Regions from separate parts of the Homo sapiens genome. Here regions 1 and 2 are each linked to region 3. The links are chromatin contacts, found by Hi-C or POLR2A ChIA-PET in ENCODE. All regions are on one chromosome and are shown on one strand. Each heading gives the region's core, a stretch centred on a gene start or an enhancer-like site at or near the end of the contact. The rest is flanking DNA. Distances are from core to core; before and after follow the strand shown.

Region 1 (2,700 bases), core at 136-2,635, 460 kb before region 3:
GGGAGCGATGCATAATATGGTGAGAACCTTCCCCCACTCCCTCCACTGTGGCCACTGCAGCTATCAGTTCCAAATCCAAGCTTTCCCAGGCGTGGGACTTTGCTAGGTCAAGAGGAGCTACCTGGGCTTGATAGCTGCCACTAGGGAGGGAAAAGTTGGCAAGAAGCTGTTTTTAGTTTCCTCCAGATGTCTGCTGGCCTAGGACCCTTTGGCTCTGTCCCCCGGGAAGGAATGTTTGTCCTAGGCAGCCTCTGCTTTGCTACTGGAGCTAGGGAGTGGGTACTCCCATCTGGGGCAAGAGAATGTGCCAACTCCTACTGTGCTTTTGCGGGTTAATCATTTCCAGGTAGGAGCTGTCACGAGTCACCCTGGTGTTCACCTCCATTGCTTTCCATGAACCAGTCTAGTTTCCTAAAAATACCTGCTCCCTATTTCCCAGGCCAAAATGCTCCAGGAAATGCCTGCAGCCCACGATTGTCAGATAAGTGGCTTCTTCTGTTAGTTTGACCTGTATTCTGATGAAAGGGATTACTAATACTGCAAGAAACAATATTCTGTGACTTACAAATTATATCTGTTAAGAATAATGAATACTTATATAGGGCTATTTATTATACTTTATAGTTTATAAAGGCTACTTTATATATTAGGTTGAACCATACAAATTTGCTGGCATTTAAATGCTTTGGACAGTTTCATAGGATTCAACCTAACACATTTTCTCATTTATTCCTCACCATAATGCTGGGTAGGTATTTTTAGCCCCATTTTACAGAGTAGAGTACTAAATCTTAAGAGTGGTGAAATGACTTTTGACTAAGATTATATATACAGGAAATAGCAGGGTTGAGACTTGAACTAAGTCTGTCTGATGCCAACTCTCATGCTCTTGGTTCTCGAGGTAGGATGATTCAGCCTGGAAGACCACTGCAAGGCTTCGAGACTCCTAGACTACCCTCAGGAATCCCCTGGCTGGTTTCTCTTGTCACCTTTTCTTAGTGGGAGAGATCAGCAGGTGCATAGATGCCTGCAAATAGAAGGTTCTAAAGTGATGAGGTGACAAGTTCTAGTTTTAAGGCTTTGGGAGCCCTGAGGAGGTACAACAAAGACAATATCCAAAGCATGTTAATTCACCCATGCATTTATCCGTCCAAGAGAATGCTACTGGGTAGCTCCCATGCACGTGACAGGCTCTGCACTAGGTGCTAAGTTAGTGCAGAGCCTAGGCTGCCAACATTCAGGGAAGAGGCTTAATCAGCAGGGCTTCTACGCTTTGGCCAGCCTCAGGAGGGGGCTGAAGCAGTAGAGGCTGGGGTGAGATCACCATGTGCATGGGACTTAGATTTCCTGTGACACTGCTCTGTCTTCCTAGCCCAGGCATGATTTGGGAGGCCACAGCTTGTGTGACCAAGCAGAAAGAAGCTGGGCTGTTGCCTGGTGCTTCAGGAGTCTGATACCACTGAGAGTTTCTAGGCTGCAGGGCTGGAGGAGGCAGCAGTAGGAAGGGAAAAGGAATGCTGGTGTTCCACTCCTCGGCCTGGTAATGGGGAAGCTGGCAGGTGGGGCCGATGAAAAAGAGCTCCCTCCCAGGCAGCCACAGGAGGAAATTCCTTTCTCCTGTGCCTAGCTGCTCTGAACCCTCGGCTCCACCATGGGGTTGGGTCTTGTAGCTGGCCAGCTTGGGGAGAAAAGGCTGGGGGAGGGCTCGTTTAGAACTTAGGCAGTGGGCATGCGACCGCCACCTTTGTTTGGGGACAGCATGTTGTCCCGTGGGAGATAATCACATTTCTCAGCTTCCTGTCAATCCAGGGGCCGAGCACCCAAGCCTGCTGTGGAGTCCAAATGCTTCCCAAACCTGGCCTGACTCAGGCCAGGGCAAAACTGGCTGCTCCACCTGTCCCCAGTGCTCTCCAGCCACCTGCCTCCTCCCATTCTGCCGACACCCACCCAGACACCAAACCCCGAGCTCAAACCCTGATGCGAGTCTTCTTGCAGGATGCAATTGAGCCCATGCTTACCATTCCAGGCTCTAAGCTGTGCCGCCATGGCTGTCACCACTGCCGCCCAGGAGCACAGTGGCTCTGGGGCCACAGAGTTAAGATCTCACAGTTGAGTAAGCCACAATGTGGGTTCTTCACACCACACCCTCCCCAACCACAGTGGTAGGGATTTCCTCAGAGCCCCGTTGCCACACACTCTGCTTTTGAAAAAAAAAAAAAAAAGGAAACAGGCATTGGGTTTTGAGTGTGATGAGACGCTGTGAACAGAGATGCCTCTGAAAGCAAAGAAAGGGGAACCTGTGACAGACCTCAGATAATCACCTCGTGAGCACTCAGGCTCTTTCTATATCTCTGTGGCCATGCTACGGCTTGTGGAAAGGCCAGGGCCATTTGTACAGCAATATGCCACATAATGGCATGTAAGTTAACACAGCAGTCCCCAACCTTTTTGGCACTAGGGACTGGTTTTGTGGAAGACAATTTCTCCACGGACTTGGGTGGGGGCATGGATTCAGGATGAAACTGTTCCACCTCAGATCATCAGGCATTAGTTAGATTCTTATAAGGAGCAAGTAATTGAGATCCCTCACATGCACAGCTCACAGTAGGGTTCCTGCTCCTATGAGAATCTAATGCCGCTGCTGATCTGACAGGAGGTGGAGCTCAGGCGGTAATGCTCGCCCGCCTGCCACTCACCTCC
Region 2 (2,797 bases), core at 132-2,631, 460 kb after region 3:
AAGGGAGAGCAGCGGGGCTGCTTAGGAGGGAATAAAAAAATAAGGTGGTCACCTATTTCTTAGCACCTTCTTTGTTTTCCCAATCGGCAAACTCCTGTCCTCTCCTGGAGATCCAAGACCAAAATGCAAAAGCTCCCTCAGAATATGTGCCTGAGTCTGAGAGCACTTTGCAGACTGGGAGGCCCCTGAGTCTCTAGCCTTTGGTATGATACTCAGGCTCCGGGGAATTGATCCTGCACCCATTATTCACAAAGCCCTATACAAGGCAGTGTTAAACTTAGGTCAAACTGCAAGTTTTCAATCACATGCTTTAGCTGTGGGATAAAGAGACACAGCAGAGAAGTGGTGATGGTTGTGTGAGCATCAAAGAGCAAATGAGACTACAAGAAGCAGCCCAAAGGGGGCAAATTTAGCCAGTCTCTTGCCAACTTCTCACTATGGATGTTCTATTGGCTTCATTTGACCCTATCCAGGAAAGCTAGGATTTCTTGTGCAGGTGGAAGTCCATTCATTCGCCTATTTCAGGGGTCTGGGTCCAGAAGAGCTTGTTAGTTCAGTCTCAGCTCCCTACTTTTCTTACTCCCCCTTCCTTTCCCCCTCCTCCTATTAACGACTGAAGGTCTGTTTCCTCTTTAGGGCTGCAATTTTGCATTTGCAGCCCCCGGCAAAACTGTCATACGTGCCCACCGCAGGTGCCCACTGCAGATGCCCGAGACCCAGAGAAATGTTTGTAAACTTTCAACCCTGACTGTACTCCCCCGGACTCCTCCCTCAGTGGGGCCGGCTGTTGGGGCAAGGCAGCTGACCTTTGCTAGGGACTCAGAGCTGCGGGGGTTCTGGAATTGAACTGGAAATTGAGTGGCAAAAGCCCCGCTGTCGTTTCTCCTGCCCCTGCTCCCACCCCGATCTTGTGGACGAGAAAAAGCTCAAAGAACAGTGAGGGGTTAAGCTCCTTATAAGGAAATGAACCTCCTCTTTCCTGTACGGAAATTGTGCTTTTTGCTTCTATATGTTCAAAATACACTGTAAAAAAACGATCCTCGATAGGATTCACCAAATCCACTTCCCTAGGGCGAGGCGGCGGAGGTGGGGGGTGGGCGTCGAGTGGGAGCGAGGAGAGAGAGGACGGGAGGGGCGGGAATCAGGCGAGTGTGTGAAGAATTTGAGGGATGAGTCATCAAAAACAAACTGGGAAAGGGAGCGGAACTAGTAATCCGAGCTGGGAAGCAGACGAACATTCATTAGACGCAGATCGTGTCAATCACGTTTGCTCCGCAAATGACCTGAGAGCCTGCCGGGCCTCTCCGACCGGAAAAAGGGTTTTGGTGGGCGGTCTAAAGATTTTGAAATCGGAAAAGGCAGATTGCTAGCGAGCCGTCAGAGCAGCTTGCCGCAGCTCAGGCGGGCTCCGCAGAAAGATGGCGTTTGCTATCAAGGTCACATGGCCACTTTAGGGGACTAAAACGAAATACTAGCTGAGAACAACAGGAACTGCCAGCACAGGATCAGATTTTCAGAAGCAGTCTCAATTCTAAGTGTCTTTTTCTAATTAGAATCGTAAGCACATTTTTTTGTATTTGTCCGAACACATGTCCTAAGTCATCAAAACTATGTGAAGGGGTGGAGTTTCACTGGGGGTCTTCTCTTTCCGGGAGCCTGAAAAGGATGGGAGGAGGGTGGGGGAAACCCAAGGGCCAGGGTAACCGCAGAACCGGAAAGCAGCACGTGCCAGGACAGAAGGCACCCACTAGGGTCTCTGCACTGAGAGCAGTATGGGAAACCGATTCCACCAGGGACTGTGAAACTCACTAGATCTGTTAGGCTGGTGCAAAAGTAATGGCGGTTTTTGCCGTTAAAGGTAATTGCAAAAACCGCCATTACTTTTGCACCAACCTTCAGGTTCGGGTCTACGCAGCTTTGTCTAACCTCTGACCTCTCATGAGTTGGGAAAGGTTACCCTGGCAAAAAAGGATTTGCTTAGGTGCCCTATACATTGTACCAGATAACTTCCTCTATGATTTTTTTTTTTTTTTTTGAGATGGAGTTTTCACTCTTGTTGCCCAGGCTGGAGTGCAATGGCACGATCTCGGCTCCTTGCAACCTCCGCCTCCCGGGTTCAAGTGATTCTGCTGCCTCAGCCTTCGAAGTAGCTGGGATTACAGGTACCTGCCACCACATCTGGCTAATTTTTTGTACTTTTAGTGGAGATGGGGTTTCACCATGTTGGCCCAGCTGGTCTCGAACTCCTGACCTCAGGTGATCCACCTGCCTCAGCTTCCCAAAGTGCTTGGATTACAGGCGTGAGTCACTGCGCCTGGCCTCCTCTGTGGTTAAGCTTTATTTATTTATTTATTTATTTATTTATTTATTTATTTATTTATTTTGAGATGGAATTTCGCTCTGTCATCCAGGCTGGAGTGCAGTGGTTCAGCTCAGTGCAACTTCCACCTCCCGGGTTCAAGCTATTCTCCAGCCTCAGCCTCCCGAGTAGCTGGGGTTACAGGAGTGTGCCACCATGCCCAGCTAATTTTTGTATTTTAGTAGAGATGGGGTTTATTTTATTTTTATTTAGTAGAGGCAGGGTTTCACCATGTTGGCCAGGCTAGTCTCAAACTCCTGACCTTAGGTGATCTGCCCATCTCGGCCTCCGTAAGTCCTGGGATTACAGGTGTGAGCCATCAGGCCCGGCCAACTATGGTTAAACTTTAGTTGATACAAGATAAGAAATGTGAACACTGTAAGCCCATTTGTTTGTGTGTTCTCTTGTTACCTCTTTTGGTTACTTTCTTATTCATTA
Region 3 (2,700 bases), core at 146-2,645:
CTTTGCTCTCACTGGAGATAAGATCTGGGAAGGGGGTAAAAAAAAGATGACATGGAGAGGGGAGGACAATGTCCTGCAGATGAAGGCAGGTTGAGGCAGAATTAAGCATGAAGTTAGTTTAAAGACTGGGAAAGAAATAGAGAGGATTTAATATGTATAAACAAGTTCCTAAATTAGGAACTTAATTTTTTTTCATCTATTTTTCTGTGCCACATTTAACTAACATGGTTCTTTGGAGGTTATTAGAGTGCAGCACTTTCACTTCGTCTCTCAGTAACTACACAACAGTCTCTGAGGGTAGCTATTATTATTTTGCTCATTTTACTGAGGAAGAAACAGCCTTAAAGACTGTGATCTGTCCATGATCATACAGGAAGTGACAGATACAGGCATGCAGTCCAGATATCGTGTCTTTTGTTGATCCAGCTGAGTGAAAGCAGGACTTACTGCCTGCGCCACCCCTCTGGTGTTGAAGTCATCTCTAAGTCCAGTCCCTTAGCCTGAGGTAACTGAGACCAGAAGAAAGTGATCTGGGAGAATGAGGAGCCGAGCCCCAGGGCCTGAAACCAAGTCCTTGGAGAGAATCACTGAGAATCTTACAAGACGGTGGGAATATAGACCTACCAGGGATAGCCTGTATCTTCAAAGAATTCTTTAAGTGGAGGAAAAAGAATTGTTTTAAAAATTACAATCCAGAAGGCTGAGGTGGGAGGATCACTGGAGCCTGGGAGGCAGAGGTTGCAATGAGCCGAGATCATGCCATTGCACTCCAGCTTAGGCGACAGAGCAAGACCCTGTCTCAAAAAAAAAAAAAAAAAAAAATTAAAATCCGGTATCCAAAATTCTATTCTACGCTGGTGCAGACTGTCCTGTGGGAGCCCAAAAAGAAGCAGTCACTACTGCATTGGAGGTTTGAGGCCAGCTTCTGAAAGGAAGAGATTCCCAATGGATAAGGCAACTGAGTTAGGACAGAGCACATGGGAACACATGCACAGAGGCATGGAGAGGAGCCTGTTGACTCATTTGGTGAACAAACTTGGCAGTATGCTTAGTAAGTGGGACTCTTGTTAAAGAGCCAGGCCACTGGGGCCTTGTGTGTCAGGCTCAGGGCATCGACCTATATACACAGGGCCATGGGGAAGAGCACTGTCGAGTTTTGAACAGGGAAATGATATGATTAGATTTGTATCCTGAGCAATCTTTCCATATCAAGGCAAGACTGGGCACAGGGGAATCAGGTAAGAGGGGCTGTCACAGCGGGCCAGTAGAGAGATGCCAGCTTGAGCCTCGGGAGGAAGGGCAGAGAGGAGGGAACCTATTTAAGAACATACGCTTCTGAGCACTTGTGCTGGTAGGGTTGCTGAATCATCGCAGATGCACCTGTTGCCTAGATACTACCCAGCTGCTCTCCAAAAAGGCTGCACCAATTTACGTAGGAAATGTTCTTTAGAGCACCCCAGCTATTTTTCATTCTTTCTCAGTCTTCCCATAATGCTATTGCATATTAACTGCCCTGTGAAGGAGAATCATATTCTCTGATGTGGATAAAGAAAATCAAAAGCTTCATGTTAAACTTGTGATTCCCCGTGTACTATGCATGGCTCCCCCCTGCTTTCTCTTCTACTATGCCCAGGCTCCTCAGTACATTGAAAGGTGTATCTTTCTTTATTGTTAGTCATCCCAGACTATAAATCTAGGTATACAAGAAACATTGCCTCTCTTTATTGTTTTTCTATATCAATCTAATTTCAATTCTGCACTCCGTCTTGGCAGAGTCTGGGAAATTCACCCTGAGTCATCCTCACATTTCCTGCTTCCCTGATGTCAAGAAGAGGTCTTGGGACCTTTCACGGTATCAGACATCTAGGGGCAGAGGGGTAGAGGGTCTTGTTGTCTGTAAGTTTCTGCTAAGCCATTCATTCTACCCTGTTCATTGCTGCTTCTGTGGCTGAGGAAATCTGCCAGGCAGCTGGAAGGCCTGCAGTTTCCGGTGCATCTCCCTGCACACACCAAGGGACCACTCCTCTTTGGGGAATTACCAGCTCCTCAGAGTGTTACTAGGAAGCAGGGCCCGGGGACCCACAGCTCTCTCTCTCCTCCCTCTTCTCCTTCTACCCAGGCTGTATACCTCTCCTGAGGCAATAAAGCACATAGCTGGCTTCATTTTGATAAGGTGTGGGGAGAAAGAGGGAAACACAAGGAGGGAAGATACAGGCTTCAGCCTATGGCACCTAAAGGGATAAACTGATTGTCTACTAAAAATACAAAAAAATTAGCCGGATGTGGTGGCACGTGCCTGTAGTCCCAGTTACTTGGGAGGCTGAGGCAGGAGAATCGCTTGAAGCCAGGGAGGCAGAGGTTGCAGTGAGCCCAAATTGCACCACTGCACTCCAGCTTGGGTGACAGAGCGAGACTCTGTCTTGGAAAAAATAATAATAATAAAATAAAATAAAAAGCCAACATCCAATCTAATGTTAAAATACTTAGGCCGGGCACAGAGGCTCATGCATGTAGTCCCAGCACTTTGGGAGGCCAAGGTGGGAGGATCGAGACCAGCCTGGGCAACATAGTGAAACCCGGTCTCCACAAAAAGAAAAAACCAAGCTTAAAATACTTAAGTGGGGGGTGTAGCCCAACATCATGTTTTCACAGGAAATCTCCCAGGGGACATTGCCACTTTTCCTCCTAGGATAACGACCC

Evidence for each region. A loop is a pair of places that touch in the nucleus more often than their neighbours do. ChIA-PET counts read pairs that join two places held with the same protein, here RNA polymerase II (POLR2A). Pooled maps may share reads with other maps.
Region 1: a map with no recorded cell type shows a loop between it and region 3 (2.7-fold over the local background). The contact joins two enhancer-like sites. A Hi-C loop is called at or near these places in 1 of 168 maps with a recorded cell type or tissue (natural killer cell), 2 of 37 single-sample maps with no recorded cell type and 1 of 50 pooled maps. POLR2A ChIA-PET finds 5 or more read pairs at or near these places in 1 of 52 experiments (HCT116).
Region 2: a loop to region 3 is called in a pooled map, with 4 times the contacts of the local background. The contact joins two enhancer-like sites. A Hi-C loop is called at or near these places in 3 of 37 single-sample maps with no recorded cell type and 6 of 50 pooled maps. POLR2A ChIA-PET finds 5 or more read pairs at or near these places in 1 of 52 experiments (activated naive CD8-positive, alpha-beta T cell).

Annotation. Positions count from the first base shown.
Region 1 is chrX:72,100,561-72,103,260 of GRCh38, reverse strand. The region is part of intron 1 of NHSL2 (NHS like 2); the gene reads right to left. Among named protein-coding and RNA genes, the nearest start is that of RTL5, 30 kb to the left of the region's middle. RefSeq lists a silencer at 2,025-2,144. Within about 2 kb of position 1,385, at least 7 of the 41 ENCODE cell types and tissues checked have a DNase peak (open chromatin) inside an H3K27ac peak, as active enhancers do.
Region 2 is chrX:71,180,640-71,183,436 of GRCh38, reverse strand. LOC107985688 (a long non-coding RNA gene) reads left to right here. Exons shown (of 2, transcript XR_001755878.2): 2 at 1-55. Among named protein-coding and RNA genes, the nearest start is that of NLGN3, 37 kb to the right of the region's middle. RefSeq lists enhancers at 965-1,054, 1,104-1,398, 1,455-1,504. Within about 2 kb of position 1,381, at least 35 of the 41 ENCODE cell types and tissues checked have a DNase peak (open chromatin) inside an H3K27ac peak, as active enhancers do.
Region 3 is chrX:71,635,751-71,638,450 of GRCh38, reverse strand. No RefSeq gene overlaps it. Among named protein-coding and RNA genes, the nearest start is that of CXCR3, 19 kb to the right of the region's middle. Within about 2 kb of position 1,395, at least 7 of the 41 ENCODE cell types and tissues checked have a DNase peak (open chromatin) inside an H3K27ac peak, as active enhancers do.